Regions from separate parts of the Homo sapiens genome. Here region 2 is linked to region 1. A link is a loop called in an ENCODE intact Hi-C map of the cell type or tissue named here. Cell type or tissue: PC-3. All regions are shown on one strand. Each heading gives the region's core, and the rest is flanking DNA. Links, peaks and the distances in the headings are about the cores only.

What was found. Peaks named below come from ENCODE experiments on the same cell type or tissue, not always from the same donor. Only the 100,000 strongest peaks of a DNase experiment are listed, where the experiment ranks them.
Region 2: a loop joins it to region 1, with 2.9 times the contacts of the local background. A loop is called at or near these places in 18 of 110 quality-filtered maps.

What each region holds. Positions count from the first base shown.
Region 1 is chr12:67,350,798-67,359,133 of GRCh38, forward strand. LOC124902957 (a long non-coding RNA gene) reads left to right here. Exons shown (of 2, transcript XR_007063354.1): 2 at 1-1,883. It also overlaps the pseudogene MRPL40P1. Among named protein-coding and RNA genes, the nearest start is that of CAND1, 86 kb to the left of the region's middle. In PC-3, for the core only: a CTCF peak has its summit at 5,205 (motif pointing right); a DNase peak (open chromatin) is centred at 5,254.
Region 2 is chr12:68,036,142-68,044,477 of GRCh38, forward strand. It overlaps the pseudogene HNRNPA1P70. Among named protein-coding and RNA genes, the nearest start is that of IFNG-AS1, 51 kb to the left of the region's middle. RefSeq lists an enhancer at 6,066-6,315. In PC-3, for the core only: CTCF peaks have their summits at 4,491 (motif pointing right) and 6,475 (motif pointing left); a DNase peak (open chromatin) is centred at 4,510.

The DNA.
Region 1 (8,336 bases), core at 313-8,312:
AAACTGGTTTTATGTTATTGTTAAGCATATAAAACAATTCCATTAAAACTGTTTTAAAAGGTCTCTCTAAAAATATTAAAGCAAAAATAAAAAACAAAGATCAAAAATAAAAACAAAAAATAAAAAATTATTAAAGCAGATATATTGATTGAATATTTCAAAAAACACAAGTGTAATAATTACTCTTCAAACATAGTACTGTATTTTACTTAGTTTCTTAGTTTGGTCTGCCTTTAAGCCTATGACATTGTTTCTCTTCCTCCTCCCCTTCTTTTCTTTCTTTATTCTTTGAGTAAATAATGCTTTTTTCCCTAATTTGGTTCCAAAATTTTAATAAAATTGCCTCTAATCTTCAAAATATAATTTTATGATATATAAATGGAAAATGTTTGATATATTTACTTCTAGATGAAAATTCTATTTTTAATGAGAATATATTCTCTCTGTCAGTGGTGAGGTAATCAGTAAGCTCACAACAAATGCGGCTAAATAGAAGATATTCCCAATTCTCTTTTAAAATATATTAAAATGGGTAAACATTTTAGCCTAGATATTTTTCTTTCAATCTGGAATGCCTTTCTTTGACATGCACTTCTATAAGACAAATCTTGTAGATCAATATTTCTCAGGGCCAGGCTGCCAACTAGTCCTAGTGCTAGGCTGTGAGCTGGCATGCACTATGTGCCTACCCAGTGGCTTCTGGAGCAGGTTTGAGGCACCCACCAGCGAGCTTCAGTGTTGTCCTCCTACGAACTCATTCCTGTGAGAGCAGAACCTCTTCGAGAGCAGAAGGTGAATTCTAAAAAAGACCAAGCAGGAAAGGGCTGCTTGAAAAATAAGATATGAAAACTGGAAAAGGCTAGCCAAGAGCTCATTCTTGTTGCAGATTTTATTAGCCTTGTGAGGTTCTTGGATAAAGCAAGCCAGTGGCCTCAGGTGGAGCTCTCCTTGGAGGAGAGTGAGTGGAGAGCTCTGCTTCTGATGAGTGGTCTCTGTACAAGCAGCGAGAGCACACTATGGACAGGGACACCATCAAGGCTGTGCTGGGGACCCAGCAGGAAGCTCTGCAGGAGCTACCACTCAAGTCCCCTGAGTTCCCCACTGAGACCATCAAGTGGGACTGCAGCATGTTCCCCTTTGAATGGGAAGGTCCAGATTATACACTATGGGTCTCTAACTACCAGCCCCCCAAAGGCAGGTACAATGACATCACCAAGATGTACACACAGGTAGAGCTCAAGAGAGAGTTGCAGCAGCCAACCTTGGAACATGAGGCCCCGAGAGTCAGAATGACCAGGGTTCCAGTCGGCTTTCCACAGAATCAGGCATACTGATAATAAAGACATGTTTAATCAAAAAAGAAAAAAAAATAAAAGGAAGAAAAACGTTGTCTTTATGACTGTTTGGAGCATTTCACCAAATTTAGGTTTTGTGAAAATGTAGACTTCTCAACTCTATTCCATTCTATTCTGGAACAGAATGCCAATTTATCTGAATAAACGTAGGAGCTCCATCAAAAGACTCTTCAAGTTGAAATATTCCAAAGTGCAATTATAGAATTTCAAAATTAAATCCTGTATCCTGTTTAAATTTGTATTGTTAACATTTGTTCACATCCTTTTTTTTTGTATAGACAAATTTCATTTGCTCTTCTGTAAGTTTTGTTTTCAATAACTTTAATTCTCTAAAAAGTTTTGCAAGCTGAAGGTTTTTGTTCTTCCACTTGTTGAATGCCTTGATTTAAAATTTCAATACTTGTTAATAAAATGTGACCAAAATTTAGAAAACTTGTTTACAAGAGTTGTACGCCACTTGGGTTGACTTGAAAGTAATTTATTTGAAGAATCAAACATTTCAATTAAAGCTTCATGATATGGTTTGGATTTCTTTTCCTGCCCAAATCTCATGTTGAATTGGAGGAGGGGACTGGTGGGAGGTCACTGGATCATGGGGGCAGGTTTCCTTCTTGCTGTTCTCCTGGTAGTGAGTGAGTTCTCATGAGATCTGATCGTTTAAAAGCATGTGGCACCTCCCTCTTCTTTTTCTTTCCTGATTCATCATGGTAAGATGTGCTTGCTTTCCCTTAGTCATCTGCCGTGATTGTAAGTTTCCTGAGGCCTTCTAGCCTCATGCTTCCTGTATAGCCTGTGGAACTGTGAGTCAATTAAACCTCTTTTCTTCATAAATTACCCAGTATCAGGTATAGCAGTGTGAGAACAGACTAATAGACTTCAATTAAAGATTTATTCTTGATAGGTCCAAAACTTTGGCTGATGGGGAAATGGGGCTGTCTAGAACGCCAGATACATGTTACAAGGGGAGGGAGGAAAGTAAGTGAGAGCATGTCTTATTCTTCTTCTGAACTGGTGAGGCAGTCATCTTAGCTGTCCATAGTGCTATGGACCACTGGAAAACAGCCCCTTTCTTAATGTCTTGGCCATCAGGAATGGTCATCCATCTGGCAAACATTTGCAGTTTGCCTACCACGTGTTAGATACAGCCTGGGGTGCTGGGGTTGCAGAGTCAAACTCTTAATCTTTTTTCAGAATGAACCTATGGCAGGTGAGAGGGGAAAACAAACCATTTTACCAGCATATGATGGGCACTGTGATGGAGTTATAAATAGGGTCTTGTAGGAGCATAAAAGCAAGGGGCTGCAGACTGCTTGGATGAGACAAGCGAAGGCAGCTCCTGAGCTGAAGTTTGAAAACAAGTAGGCATTACTCAGACTGTCAAAAGGCAGGCATTGGGCAAAAAAGCAAGAGCATATATGTAGTGTAGTGACTGAGGGTGCCTAGTGTATTTAGGGAAACCTTCAAGTAGCTCTGTATGCTGGAAGTTGAGTTTGTGTTGCAAGTGTGGAAGGTGAGAAATTTGCCTAAAATCAACTGATCAGAGGCTGGTGAACACTACAGGGAAAGGATTGGTGACAATTTAGATACATTTCTGAAACTTTTGAATTTCATAAAAGATGACCTCTCAGTGGCATTTTTTTTTTTTCAAGATGGAGTCTAGCTCTGTGGAGTGCAGTGGCGCGATCTTGGCTCACTGCAACCTCCACCTCCCAGGTTCAAGAGATTCTCCTGCCTCAGCTTCCCAAGTAGCTGGAATTACAGGCACCTGCCACCATGCCCAGCTAATTTTTGTATCTTTAGAAGAGGCGGCATTTCACTGTCTTGGCCAGGCTGGTCTCAAACTTCTGACCTTGTGATCCACCCACCTCGGCCTCCCAAAGTGCTGGGATTACAAGCTTGAGCCACTGTGCCCGGCTGACAATCAATTTTATACCGACAACTCTGTTTACTTTTGTATAATCTTACTGATAGGTTAGAACATGGCTATCTCATTGTGATGACAGATTGCAGGAGACAGTTGCTCAAATGATAGTATCGGTCTATCTTGGTCAAGTGTCTTAGCTATATGAATTTATCATTTAACACTAACAATACAAATGTTCAGCTGGTAAATAGCTCAAAGATCGACAGGAAGGTGTCTAAAACTACAGGAGTGTCCAAGCAAGCAAGGTTTCACAGTGAGGGAGGAAGTGGAATGAAAAGGGGGAGATGGCAGACTTGAAAAGAGCCCAAGAGTTTGGTTGTGGGCCAGTGAAGCATTTCAGTTTTCCGGATAGTTATGAAAACTGAAACTATGACTCCAAATGTGGGTTCAAAGGGAGGGTGGGATGCTGAAATATTGTTTTTGCTTTGTGTAGGCAGAGTTCCTGTCTCAAGAAGAGGTTTGGCAGTAACAAAGTTTAGCTATTCTGCTGGCCATCACTCCGGAAAGTGTTCCCACGAAGTGGCTGACTTAAAAAGTAAGCTTGACTAAGTATCATATCACATGAGCAGCACTGGAAAGAGGCAGAGCTGAGGGAAAGAGGGAAGCTTCTGTGTAGACGTCGACTTTACTCTTTGACCACCATACCTTGCCTTTCAGTTTGTGGGTAGCTTAGGAAACCGAAGTCAGACAACATAATTGGCTTTTGGGGGATAAGAATTGTGTCTTTCGGATGTTTCTCATAGTGCTTTACAGGATATACCCTCAAAAGAAGCTGAAAAAATTTTAAAAAGAAAGTCTGACACATTTCAATGCTGTGTTCAAGCCTTCTGTTTTCCAAAAGAGGCCATCAGGTATCACAGCAAATCACTTTTGTGGATTATAAAAGGAAGGTGACTTGCAGCTCTAAAATCTTAAATTCTCTGCTCCATGTTCTGTGTTTTATAAATAAGCATAATTGGTATTCAGAAAAGAAATCTGCAATCTCAGCCTACTTCAGGATGTTGGTGAGTTGACTAAGCTGTAAAACTCCTTAAAAGTCAGGATGTTTGGGCAGAGGAGGGCAAAATGTCTAGACAGAACAGAAGGTTTAAACTGCCCCTGGTGAAATTTAGTGGGAATTGACTTTAGCAGCTCTTCCTCCTGGGTGAATAGCTTGTGATTTGCGACTGTGAAGTGGTTGGACTGAAATGCTTTCTACTCTGAAGTTGTATGACTTTTTTTTTTCACATAGTGAATAGAGATATTGATGGAAAAGACATAACTATCAAGATAAAAGTGTGTTTTAAAATAATACTTTTAAGTATTCGACTGTATTCCTTTGTCCTTATGCAAACTAAACCTTGAGAAACAAAGACTGGTAAGATCTTGTGGAGAGAAAGTCAAATATTCCAATTCATTTGGCTTTGTTTGTGCCATATGTGTAAATAACTCCAACAAGATAGTCTGAGAAATAAGAGTTCATCTGGGAACATTCTTAGTCTTGTTATTAATGTTTTAAAATCCTTAGAACTCTTTTGCCAAATTCTGAGACTTAAAATGCAAAGATAAGGATGATTATTTTCAGAGCCAAGTGTGGAAATTATTCTTCTAGTATCTCTCTGTGTTCATGCGGTGCTATTGACTCTGGCAAAATGGGATCTCATATCTCTTTACTAATGAGAACTCAAATCTTCCCTGGGGACTGGCAACTTTAAAGGCTCATTACTCATATGTTTGATGTTATCTTTTGCTGGCAAATAACTGACGCTAGAGTCTTGAACATTTGCCTTTTAGGTTTGCTGTTTGCCCAACATTATGCTAATTCATCTGAAATGGAACTGTCAGCGGCTGCAGAATGTCTTTACCTTTCTTGAGAATTGAAGAAATTTATCTTCACTGGAAGCCTTAATACTAAGCACCCTTTTTTTTTTTTTTTTTTTTTTTTGGCGTTCTTGGTCTTTTCTTCCAGGAGGTGGCGATAGAACATCATAAATATCAAGGTACAAAATGCATGCGTTTTTGCCCCTCAAAGCCTCCCATTGTGGAGCTTATGACCAGCGTGAGTTACTATTCAAGATTTGAGCCTTGGGTGAGCTCTTTTATTGTAATATTTGACTTCCAAGTCATATCTGAAGAGAGAGCAGAAGTACTTTCAACTCCACTGATCACTTGTTTTTCCACTTAGCTTCTCATTTTCTGAGTTTGTGCTGTTGAGTGCAGGAAATGTTAAATAGGTTGGCCTTCAGTTGAAAGATACTGAGATTTACTAGCGCTGTTGTAGATTGGGCTTTTGAACCTAGAATTATTGCTTTTGGTGTAAACCAACATGACTGCCATGCTGTTTCCTAGACATATGAGGATACTACAGGCTCTATTAGAGACTAATTTTTAAAATAGCCCCTGATATTCCTCAACTCTTTATATTTAGCATTTTGTACACTATTCTCCAAGTTGGCATTTGGCAGCTTTTCCTCCTCTTAAGGCAAAGTTAAAAAAAAAAAAAAAAAAAAAAAGGGACATTTGCCAAGGAACAATTTCACCACAGGAGCTTGGCTGGGAAACGGGAATTTGGTATCTTGCTTGTGCACCTGCCAGTTGATTTCTGATTTCTGTATTAGGGGAGAGAGAAAGTTATTCTGAGGTTTATCATCAACAGCTGCCTAATCTTAATAGGTTTAGCTATCTTTTAGAGTTATCTAATTTGAAAATATCTGCTGTTTGATTACCTTTAATATTTTCCTTTTTAAAAAATTATACTTTAAGTTCTGGGGTACATGTGCACAACGTGCTGGTTTGTTACATAGGTTTACATGTGCCATGTTGGTTTGTTGCACCCATAAACTCATCATTTACATTAGGTATTTCTCTTAATGCTATCCCTCCCCTGGGCCCCTGAATATTTTCTTAAAACAAAAAGTTCCTGGTTTAGCAAGCAAAACTGGGATAGGTATGCAAAAGAGAATCCAATGGAGAGTTGAGCACAAGCAGCTAGAAGAAGAAAATGAATATACAGAGAAGGGAAGTTTGTAAAACTAAGGGTGGGAACTTTCTATAGGGCAGCACAGAATAGTTTTTTATTCACAGAAACTTTAACTATATTGCAGTACTTCGCAATTGAAAAGTGGAAAAGATAAATGCTTCATTCTAGTGCAGTAGTTTTGTAAGGGTTCTTTTTCTAATATGAAGTTTTTTTTTAACATTAATGTCTTCTAAAGTACATCTAGGTGGTCAATAAGTGCTTATTTGATTCATTCCTAATACAAATATTTTTGAGCTCCTACTGTTCACTGGATCGAAATCCTAATAAGTTTGAGTATGCATTTGCTATCTCAAGACGTTTGCTTTCTAATAGGTGGAGATAGACAGTAAGCAATTATTGGTAAGTAATGCTTTCTAAAACATGTAGGTTTTTCAGATTTTGGTAATCACAGCATGAAAGAAAGTCATCAAGGCCAGTTCTATGCAAGGCTGCAAAGCTAGGAAAGTATCAAAACAGCAGATCTCTGGCTTTAAATTCTAGCTTATGATTCATTAACAGTGTGCCCGTGAGCAAATTGCTTAACCTCTCTCAACTTCAGTTTTTTCATGTAAAATGGTAATAATAGTACTTATTGGTGAGTCTGTTATGGGGATTTAATGAAATAATGTAAGAAAAGCATTCAGCATGGCACTCACTTGAGACTCAATAAGTGGTAGCTACTGTGATCATTTCTGCTTGTCTTGCTTCAGCTGGTTTCCTTCCACTGCCAAGGGCTTGGTTCCTTGTGCTTGCTTGTTGCTGCCATTCTAGAGGAACACTCCTCCTGCCTCTTCAACAATACATGCACGCTGTGATGCTTCCTTTAGGTCTGCCGTCTCCAGGGGAATGGGGTTCTATTTCTAGAACTTACTTCAGGCTCCTGATCTCTGCCTGATCCAGTTAGATAACTGAATAGACTAGCCTGTGCCAAAGAGGTCAGCGCTAACCTTCACCCTTTGTTATTTTTGAGACAGAGTCTCGCTCTGTTGCCTAGGCTGGAGTGCAATGGCACGATCTTGGCTCACTGCAAGCTCTGCCTCCAGGGTTCAGGTCATTCTTCTGCCTCAGCTTCCCAAGTAGCTGGGACTACAGGTGCTCGCCACCACGCCTGGCTAATTTTTGTATTTTTAGTAAGAAAGGGGTTTCACCGTGTTAGCCAGGATGGTCTTGATCTCCTGACCTTGTGATCAGCCCGCCTCGGCCTCCCAAAGTGCTGGGATTACAGGCATGAGCCACCGTGCCCGGCCACCTTCATCTTTTACCTTGTTGAAAGAGGGCTGCTGAGACAGCCTGTCAGTGTGCACCATCCTGCATTCTGGCTTTTCTTTCTGAGGAGCGCTGCCTGTGGTCCTTTAACAGTTGCATTTCTGCTTCCAATGGCCGGACAGCCCAGGTATTCATCAAAAAGTGCTTATGAAGGGACTCTTCATTTCTAAATGTTGGGTGGACAGTGGTGGACAAAACAGACACTGGTGTCGCATTGAGCTTGGAGAAAAATGGAGACATAGACATTACACAGACAGACACACAGGGAAAAATATTTACAAATTTGGTAAGTACCACAAAGGAGGTGGTATGAGGAAGAACTAGGAGTCTGATTTAGATCAAGAAAGTGTATTAATTTTCTAGGGCTGCTGTAACAAAGTGCCACAAGCTGGGTGACTTTAACATCAGAAATTTATTGTCTCACAGCTGTGAAGAGTAGACATCTGAGATCAAGATTTTGGCAGGATTAGTTCCTTCTGAGGTCTGTGAGGAAGAATCTGTTCTATGCCTCCCTCCCAGCATCTGGGGGTTTGCTGGCAGCCTCTGGCGTTCCGTGGTTTTTGCTGCATCACCCCAACCTCTGCTTTCATCTTCACATTGTCTTCTCCTTGTGTGCATGTCTGACTTCAAATTTCCTCTTTTTATAAGGACTCCAGTCCTGCTGGACTAGAGGCCCACACTACTTCAGGAAGACCTCATCTAATTAGATCTGCAACAACCCTATTACCAAACAAGTTTACATTCTGAAGTAATGGGGATTAGGACTTTTAACACATGAATTTTTGTGGTTATG
Region 2 (8,336 bases), core at 112-8,111, 690 kb after region 1:
AAAATTGAAGTGATTGAAACCATGACTGACCAAGGCAGTGGCAAGAAAAAGCGCTTTGCTTTTGTCACCTTTGATGGCCATGACTTCGTGGATAAGACTGTCATTCAGAAATACCACATTGGGAATGGCCACAACTGTGAAGTTAGGAAAGCCCTGTCAAAGCAAGAGGTGGCTAGTGCTTCATCCAGGCAAAGAAGCCAAAATTGTTCTGGAAACTTTGGTGGTGGTCATGGAGGCAGTTTTGGTGGGATAGACAACTTTGGTCATGGAGAAAACTTCAGTGGTCATGGTGGCTTTGGCGGCAGCTGTGATAGTAGTGGATATGGTGGCAGTGAGGATGACTATAATGGATTTGGTAATGACACTGGTTATGGAGGAGGTGGCCCTGGTTACTCTGAAGAAAGCCAAGGCTATGGAAGTGGTGGAGAGGGTTGTAGAAACAAGGGCAGTGGCTTCTGTGACAGCTATAACGACGGAAGCAGAAGGGGCTTTGGCAGTGGTAGTGGAAGCAATTGCAGAAGTGGTAGAAGATACAATGATTTTGGCAAGTACAACAATCAGTCTTCAGATTTTGAACCCATGAAGGCAGGAAACTTTGAAGGCAGAAGCTCTGACCCCTATGGTGGTGGAGGCCAATACTTTGCCAAACCACGAAACCAAGGTGGCTATGGTGGTTCCAGTAGCAACAGTAGCTACAGCAGTAGCTACTGTTTTTTGTTTTTGTTTTTTTTTTTTTTTGTCGTTGTTGTTTGGAGACGGAGTCTCGCACTGTTGCCCCCGGGCTGGAGTGCAATGGCGTGATCTCGGCTCACTGCAACCTCTGCCTCCTGGGTTCACACAATTCTCCTGCCTCAGCCTCCCTAGTAGCTGGTGCCCACCACCACACCCAGCTAATTTTTTGTATTTTTAGTAGGGATGGGGTTTCACTATGTTGGCCAGACTGATCTCAAACTCCTGACCTCGTGATCCACCCGCCTTGGCCTCCCAAAGTGCTAGGATTATAGGCATGAGCCACTGTGCCCAGCCAGATTTTAATTACTGTCACGAGACAAAGCTTAGCAGGAGAGGACAGCTGGAAACATGACAAGGAAACTACAGGTTACAACAGATTTTTTAACTCAGCCAAGCACAGTCGTGGTAGGACCTAGCTGCTACAAAGAAGACATGTTTTTGACAATATTCATGTGTATGGGCAAAAATCTCAAGGACTGTAGTTGTGACCAATTGTACAACAGTTTATTTTAGTTTCTGTTCTGTAGAAAGTGTAAACCATGCCTATAAAGGGTTTTAATGTCAATTTTTCTTTGCACCCATGCTGTTGACTGCTCAATGTAATAGTCTGATCATGATGCTAATTAGATGTGTCCTTTAAAAAACAATATGATGTGTTGTAGTACATTGGTTGGCTGACATTAATGAAAAGACCTACCTATTAACATTGATAACTAAATCTGGACTTCTCTCTATAAAGCTACCCAATTGGGTCCCACTGGCTGAACTTTATATGCTTCAGTGGTGTCTTAACAAAAGACTGCCTCTAAATTAGACTAAGTGTCTTAGAACCCTGTGGTCTAGAGAAATGAAGTGAAATGTAATAGCTGGGAGAAACAGGGCATTATACATCTTGAAAGAACTATCTTTCAAGATAAACTAGCACCCCACTCTAGCCCAGCTTCATGGCTGACTCTCAGAGCATCATATTTTCCACTGATGGGCTGAAGATTCATAAATGTAGTAAACCACTGAAAACAATTGCTTCATAAGACTTCTTTAGAAAATTCCTTATGGTACTACATCTACAATGTAGAGGGCTTGTCTTCAGCTCCCTCAACATCTCAAATTTTTTGACACATTCAGTACATGCCTGTTATGTCTTTAATCCCAGAACACATGTATTTTCCCCTTCCAGATGATTTCTTTGCAGATTTCACAATGGAGAAGAGCTGTCACAGGTGGAAGTAATCATGCTGTCACAAAGATATTACTTTTTTCTTCCAGTGCTGGAAGGCAGTCAGGAACAAGCCATGCATTAGTTTAAGAGCCATGAGATGTATAACTCCAGTTTTTTAAAGCTCATAGTAGAAAATGAAGAGGGGGCAATGGCATAGCAGGTGAATGCATTTGGGGTGTGTTACAGACCAAGCAAGAATCAATCACTTATGTCTGTCAGACCAGATGGATCTGGAAACAGTTTAATCCTCAGGGCCAATGTGATATGTTGTGATATGTGATATGTCACAATAATATGTTTTCCCCGCAGGTTTCAAGCCTGTTTAAAAAAATGTTTTTAAACTTGAAAGGAAGACAAGTGACCAATATTATAAGGTTAATGCAGAAAATAATGGTCATAGTATTTAATAAACTTCAATTTATCAAATAAACCTGTATGTCAGTCTTTCTGGCTTTAGGCCTGTTTGCATCAGAATTATCCTGGAGGATTCTTAAAACAACAAAAATAAGCACACAAACATCTATTTAATCATAAGGGAATTTTCACCTAAAATAATCTCCCCCTGTGATGTAGATTCACACTGGAGTTGAGTATAATAATTTTGCTCTCATCAAAAATAATCGGAAAGAGAGGAGCTTTGGGATATGTCATTTTGATCTAAGAAAACGTATTGGCTTTCTTGCTGCTTCTTTGGATTCTTTTTTGCATATCATCTGGCAAGTGAGCAGGTGCACAGCTCTGATAAGCAGGAAGGAACCCCCGACCCCACCACCACTGCCTCAGAGCAAATACTCAATAAATGGTCACCTCATTTCCACCCCCCTCCCTACTCCCACCCACCAGGCAAGAAAGCTTAAACCTAGTAAAATCTCTGAGTGCTCAACATGGAATGGAAAACCCAGAAGAGCAAGGTTGGAAATTGTAGCTGGGAAGTCTCAAGTTCTCTGGTTCCTCCTGGAAGAGGGCATGAAGGTGGCTTTGTGTAAATATGGGCATATTGATTTTTATTTGATGAGCCATAGAAAACTAGATAGTCCAGAAATAAATAAAGGAACTGGGAATGTTGGAATCCACAAATATTGACCATCAGTTTGGGATTGGCAGCTTCTCTCCTTCCCATCTTTATTACAAGTTATAGCGCCGTTACCTTAGATGCACACATGCTTTACAATAATGTTTTTGAAGCCAAGCCCTAGAGATTTCTCAAATATGCTTCCTATGTCTTTCTAGAGGCCCAAGCACACACCTCCCTCATTTATTGCCTCCTATTCAACTTGCGCAGCTTTTATGTGGTTTACATATAAAGCTTCTGTTTAAGATTGTGTTGTCTGGGCGCGGTGGCTCCTGCCTGTAATCCCAGCACTTTGGAAGGCCGAGGCGGGCAGATCACGAGGTCAGGAGATCGAGACCATCCTGGCTAACACAGTGAAACCCCGTATCAACTAAAAACATAAAAAATTAGCCGGGCGCGGTGGCGGGCGCCTGTAGTCCCAGCTACTCCGGAGGCTAAGGCAGGAGAATGGCGTGAACCCGGGAGGCGGAGCTTGCAGTGAGCCGAGATAGCGCCACTGCACTCCGGCCTGGGCGAAAGAGCGAGACTCCGTCTCAAAAAAAAGATTGTGTTTACAGGGTTCCACTGCACATCTCATCCAGGTTTTGAAAAATATTTAGATTTTAGGAGTTGCATTCTACTCTAAGTAACAACTCCAAACCTGCACCATATTTATTGGGTGACTTTAGGCCACAGTACCATTTTGTACAGTAAGGTATCTTCTTATGAAACAGAGAAGATATGCTTACTTCCTTACAGGATAAATAATGTGATGCTGAATAAGATAAACCTAAAGTTACTAAGAGACAAACACTGTATATTAAGTGTTATAACCACACATCAGAAGACCATTTTAGACTGTGGTTTCAGGGTGCTAGAATATTCGAACCCTGTTTGCTTAGCTGACTAATCTAACTTTTTGGTAAGACTGGTTATATTTTTTTCTGTATAGAGAAGAGGTGATGAGAGAAAGTATTCTTTAGTTTATTCATTCACAATTTTTTAAAAAGGTCACTCTGGTTACCGCATGGAGAGCAGAACTGGTGGGGAATCTGTTCATGCCTGGGGAGGCCATTTAGGCACCTGCTGCCGTCATCAAGGCAAAAGATAAATACCTAAGTTTAAAAGCAAATTTATTTTTACAAGGTATAGATGTAAACAAGTCTCATATGCATGCCCAATAGATCTACTTTGTCCTACCAAAGGAGAAGGAGGATAATGCAGATATAAACTCTAGAACAAGACTGCCTTGGTTCAAATTCCAGCTTTGTCATTGTAGGACCTTGCCTAGACAAATTACTTAATTTTTTAATCTCTGTTGTCTCATCTTTAAAAGGAGGCTAATAGTAGTATCTGCCTTATAGGATTGTCAAGAATAAAGGAGTAAGTATATATGAAGTGTTTAGAATAGTTCCTTCCAGTCAATCAATGGTAACTTTTTTTTTTTCCCCCAAGCATAAAGGATCTAAATGGGGCAATGTGGCTAATGGCCCCTAGAGGGCAGCAGAGGAATAAGAACAGAGTGGACGACAGGTTCAGAGAAAGATGTCCTGTCTGATGGAAAAACGGGGAGAAGGGCACTGTGAATCATACAAAATGGAGACTGAGCTCAGGGCCATTTATAGCCTGCTTTGGGGACGTTTTCTAATAGTTCAAATCACTTTGTAGACAAAAATCAAGGACTGGAATAAGTGTAGTAATGAGAAGGATCCAGTCATGCATCTGAGAGCATACGTCCAATAAACCTCACTCAAAAGCTAGCAAGAAAATCTTGACTGTTGGCAGGAAGCATAGCTGATACTGAGGGCTGGGGCCTGGGTGCCTTTCCACTTGGCCCTTTCCATGCGACCTGGGCTTCCTCACAGCATGGTAGCTGGGTTACAGCATGAGTGTCCCAGTGAAATCAGGCAGCAGTGGGATCACGTTTTAATGACTCAGAAAAGACATGTATCACTTCTGCCATATTTTAATAGTTAAAAGTCTAACAAAAGCCCTCTTAGTTCCAAGGGGATAGGACACAGACTCCAACTCTTGATGAGGGAGTAGCAAGTTTCTGGAAAACTATATTAACAGGAAATACTGTAGTCATTTCCATAAAATACAATCGGTCACAAAGTGCTTTCCTAGAAGTTCATACTGGATTCTTTCTGCCTCATTTTCACATACAAAGCATCAGCAAATCCTGACAGACTGGGCTGCAAAATACATCCCAAACCTGATCTGATCTCACCATCTCCACTGCTCCCACCCTCGTCCAACCCAACATGTTTCTCTACCTGGATCACAGCAAAGTCTACTGAGAGGTTCCTCATCTCCAATTTAAAACCCCATAATCTACTATTTATAGGGCAGCCAGTGAGAACTTTGAAAAAATGTAAGTCTAAGCCTATCATCACTGCTCATCTTAGAACTATCCAATGGCTTTCAATTATGCTTAGAATAAAAGCTAAACTCCTAATGGTGGCCCACAAGAACCTCCATATTTTGGCCCTATTTATCTGTCTCATTTCATCTTCAGGCTTCTTTCCACCACACTCTGACCTTCTTCCTCTCACTTTAGCTCCTGGGTATGTTTTCAACTCAGGCACCTCTGATCCCAAATCTCTTCATATTACACTGTTCCATGATTCAAATCTGCTTGAACCTTCCCAGACCACTCAATATAAATGAGCATCAGTCCCATCACCGTCTATTCCTTAACCCTCCTTTATTTTCCTTAATGTACTTATCACTGTCTGAACTTACACTGTGTATGCATTTGAGTCCTTGTTCATAGTCTGCGTCTCCCTCTAGAATATTAACACTTTATGGGCAGGGCTTTGTTTACTGCTTTATTAACAGTGCTTAGGTCCACTCAATAGTTAAGTTGAATATTGAATAAAGAATAAAAGAAGAAACAAAACAAACAGTATAGCCTTTCAAATCAGTGGTGGTGTAAACGAAGATCTATTATCACTGTCATGAAAACATGTTTGTGTTCTTTACTAGATCTGGGCTATCCTTTCTTAGTGTCCTGTGGTTTCATGGACTAGTTTAGGAATGGTTGGTTGTTTCTAATGTGTAGCACTTAAGAAACTTTCAGCTTGAGCCTAAGTGTTTCCAGTGCTGAGGTTCAGTCATGTCTGGGCATGTTTGGTGAGGTGGTGGTGACAGGCCTCAAATAATTCAATTCTAATGAAATATTTGGCTTTAAGTGGATGAGGAGGAAAGGTACTGTGGCTTTGGCGTGGGTGTAGTTGGGGGTAGGTATAGAGGAGAGGAAGAGAACCCGAGGACAGCGATGTTCAAGTGAACATGTTATCACTCGTCTGGGCTTCTCAACACAATTGAACACACTTCCTATATTTGGAGAATTCCCCACCTCCTCTGCAGCCAGTACACTGGTCTGTGACACAGACCCAGACAATCACGTGCACCTCAGCAAGTTTTCTAATCACAAGCATGTATTGCAAAGAAACAAGTGCCACCTAGAGCCCACTCTGGTGAGAATGGCAGCTGGTGAATTCAGTTACTAGAGGGAGGGATGGCTAAGGTCACACCACGAGCTAGTACCAGCAGGAGTCTGTGCCTGGTGGAGTCAGCAGTTATTCCCACCTGGTCTGTTCTTTACTGTGACTCTGAGAATTGGTGCTGGCTGGGAAGCCTCCCAGCCTGCTTTCCGGCCTCCTGGGAAATCTTATATTCTTTAATAAATTCCTTTTCTGCTACTACTAGATTTTAATTGGTGACAACTGAGAACTCTGACAGAAAAAGATGGGGTGTTTAATTCCAGTCTACTTCACTGATTAGGCCTGACACCTAGGGAGAAAAGATGTAGAAGCCAAAATGTCAGGAATTATTTTAATAAGCAATTTTGTAAGACTTGGAGTTTGAACAGCGGTACTTTGCTCCCCAGGCAACAAAGTTCTGCATCAAGCTGGAAAATGAACACTTGCCCACTTTTCCCTGAAATACAGCAGGGTCCTGGCTCCATGGAAGCTCTGGTGAAATCGTCTTCAAACATCTTTTAGAAGGCTGAATACTTTTCCATTGAGATACACAGGACCCTTTATAAAACAGATGAAAATGGACTGCTTTGGTCAACGTGACACTTGGAGCCCCTAAAGCCAGGATGGCCTCATAAACCCCTCAGTGGTGAGGCTCAGTGGCAGTGCCTGGCTGCAGGCTCCCCAAGTCTGTGACACCCAGCAGGAGAGGGACAATCTCCTGAGACGACACCTGAGAGATGCATGCCAGGAAGGTAGCAGGTGCCATATGAGCAGATTTATCTCTGAGCATATGCCCTGATGGCTCCAAAAAGGCTGGTGGGGAGGCAACTTTGCAAGGACTTTGGGCTTTGTTTCAGGAATGAAGACAATTAACCACAGGATTTGAATATTCTGTAATTAATGTATTTTCTAACATAATCTAGTGAAGCCTGGGGAATTTTTAGTTGCATACCTCTTTACTCAACTATGTCTTAGCAGTGGTACATTATGCATATTCAAGTCATTGAAGTTGCCTAAACTTTAGTAAACTTGCTTATTCATTCTGTTGCTCATTAATTTCTCCCAGCCTTGTGGGAGAGCAACTAAAGTTAATCATCACTACCTCTCCACCTGGCTCTCCAAGGGTTGTCAGTGCCTATCCCCCACCCTTCATTCATCTCTCAACACCTCCCAGAGAGCTCCGGACATCTCTGGCATAATGTTCTGATCCAATATTTGCCTATTGGACTTCATGTCCTCACATCATTTTAGCTGCCTTTGTTAACCAAATTCCCGTAGGTATTTTATATATAAAAGGCATGAGCTTCAGGAGATGAGTGAGAATCTAATGCTTGATGATCTGTCATTGTCTCCCATCACCCCCAGATGGGACCATCTAGTTGCAGGAAAACAAGCTCAGGAGGCTGGGCGAAGTGGCTCACGCCTGTAATCCCAGCACTTTGGGAGGCCGAGGCTGGCGGATCACTTGAGGTCAGGAGCTCGAGACCAGCCTGGCCAACATGGTGAAACCCCGTCTCTACCAAAAATACAAAAATTAGCCAAGTGTGGTGGCAGGCATCTGTAATCCCAGCTACTTGGGAGGCTGAGGCAGGAGAATTGCTTGAATCTGGGAGGCAGGGGTTGCAGTGAGCCGAGATCGTGCCGCTGCACTCTGGCCTGAGTGACGGAGCGAGACTCCATCAAAAACAGAAAACAAACAAAAAAAAAACCAAGCTCAGGGCTGCCACTGATTCTACATTATAAGTTGCATAATTATTTCATTATATATTACAATGTAGTACTAGAATAAAGTACACAATTAATGTAATGCACTTGAATCATCCTAAAACCATCCCTACTGCACAGT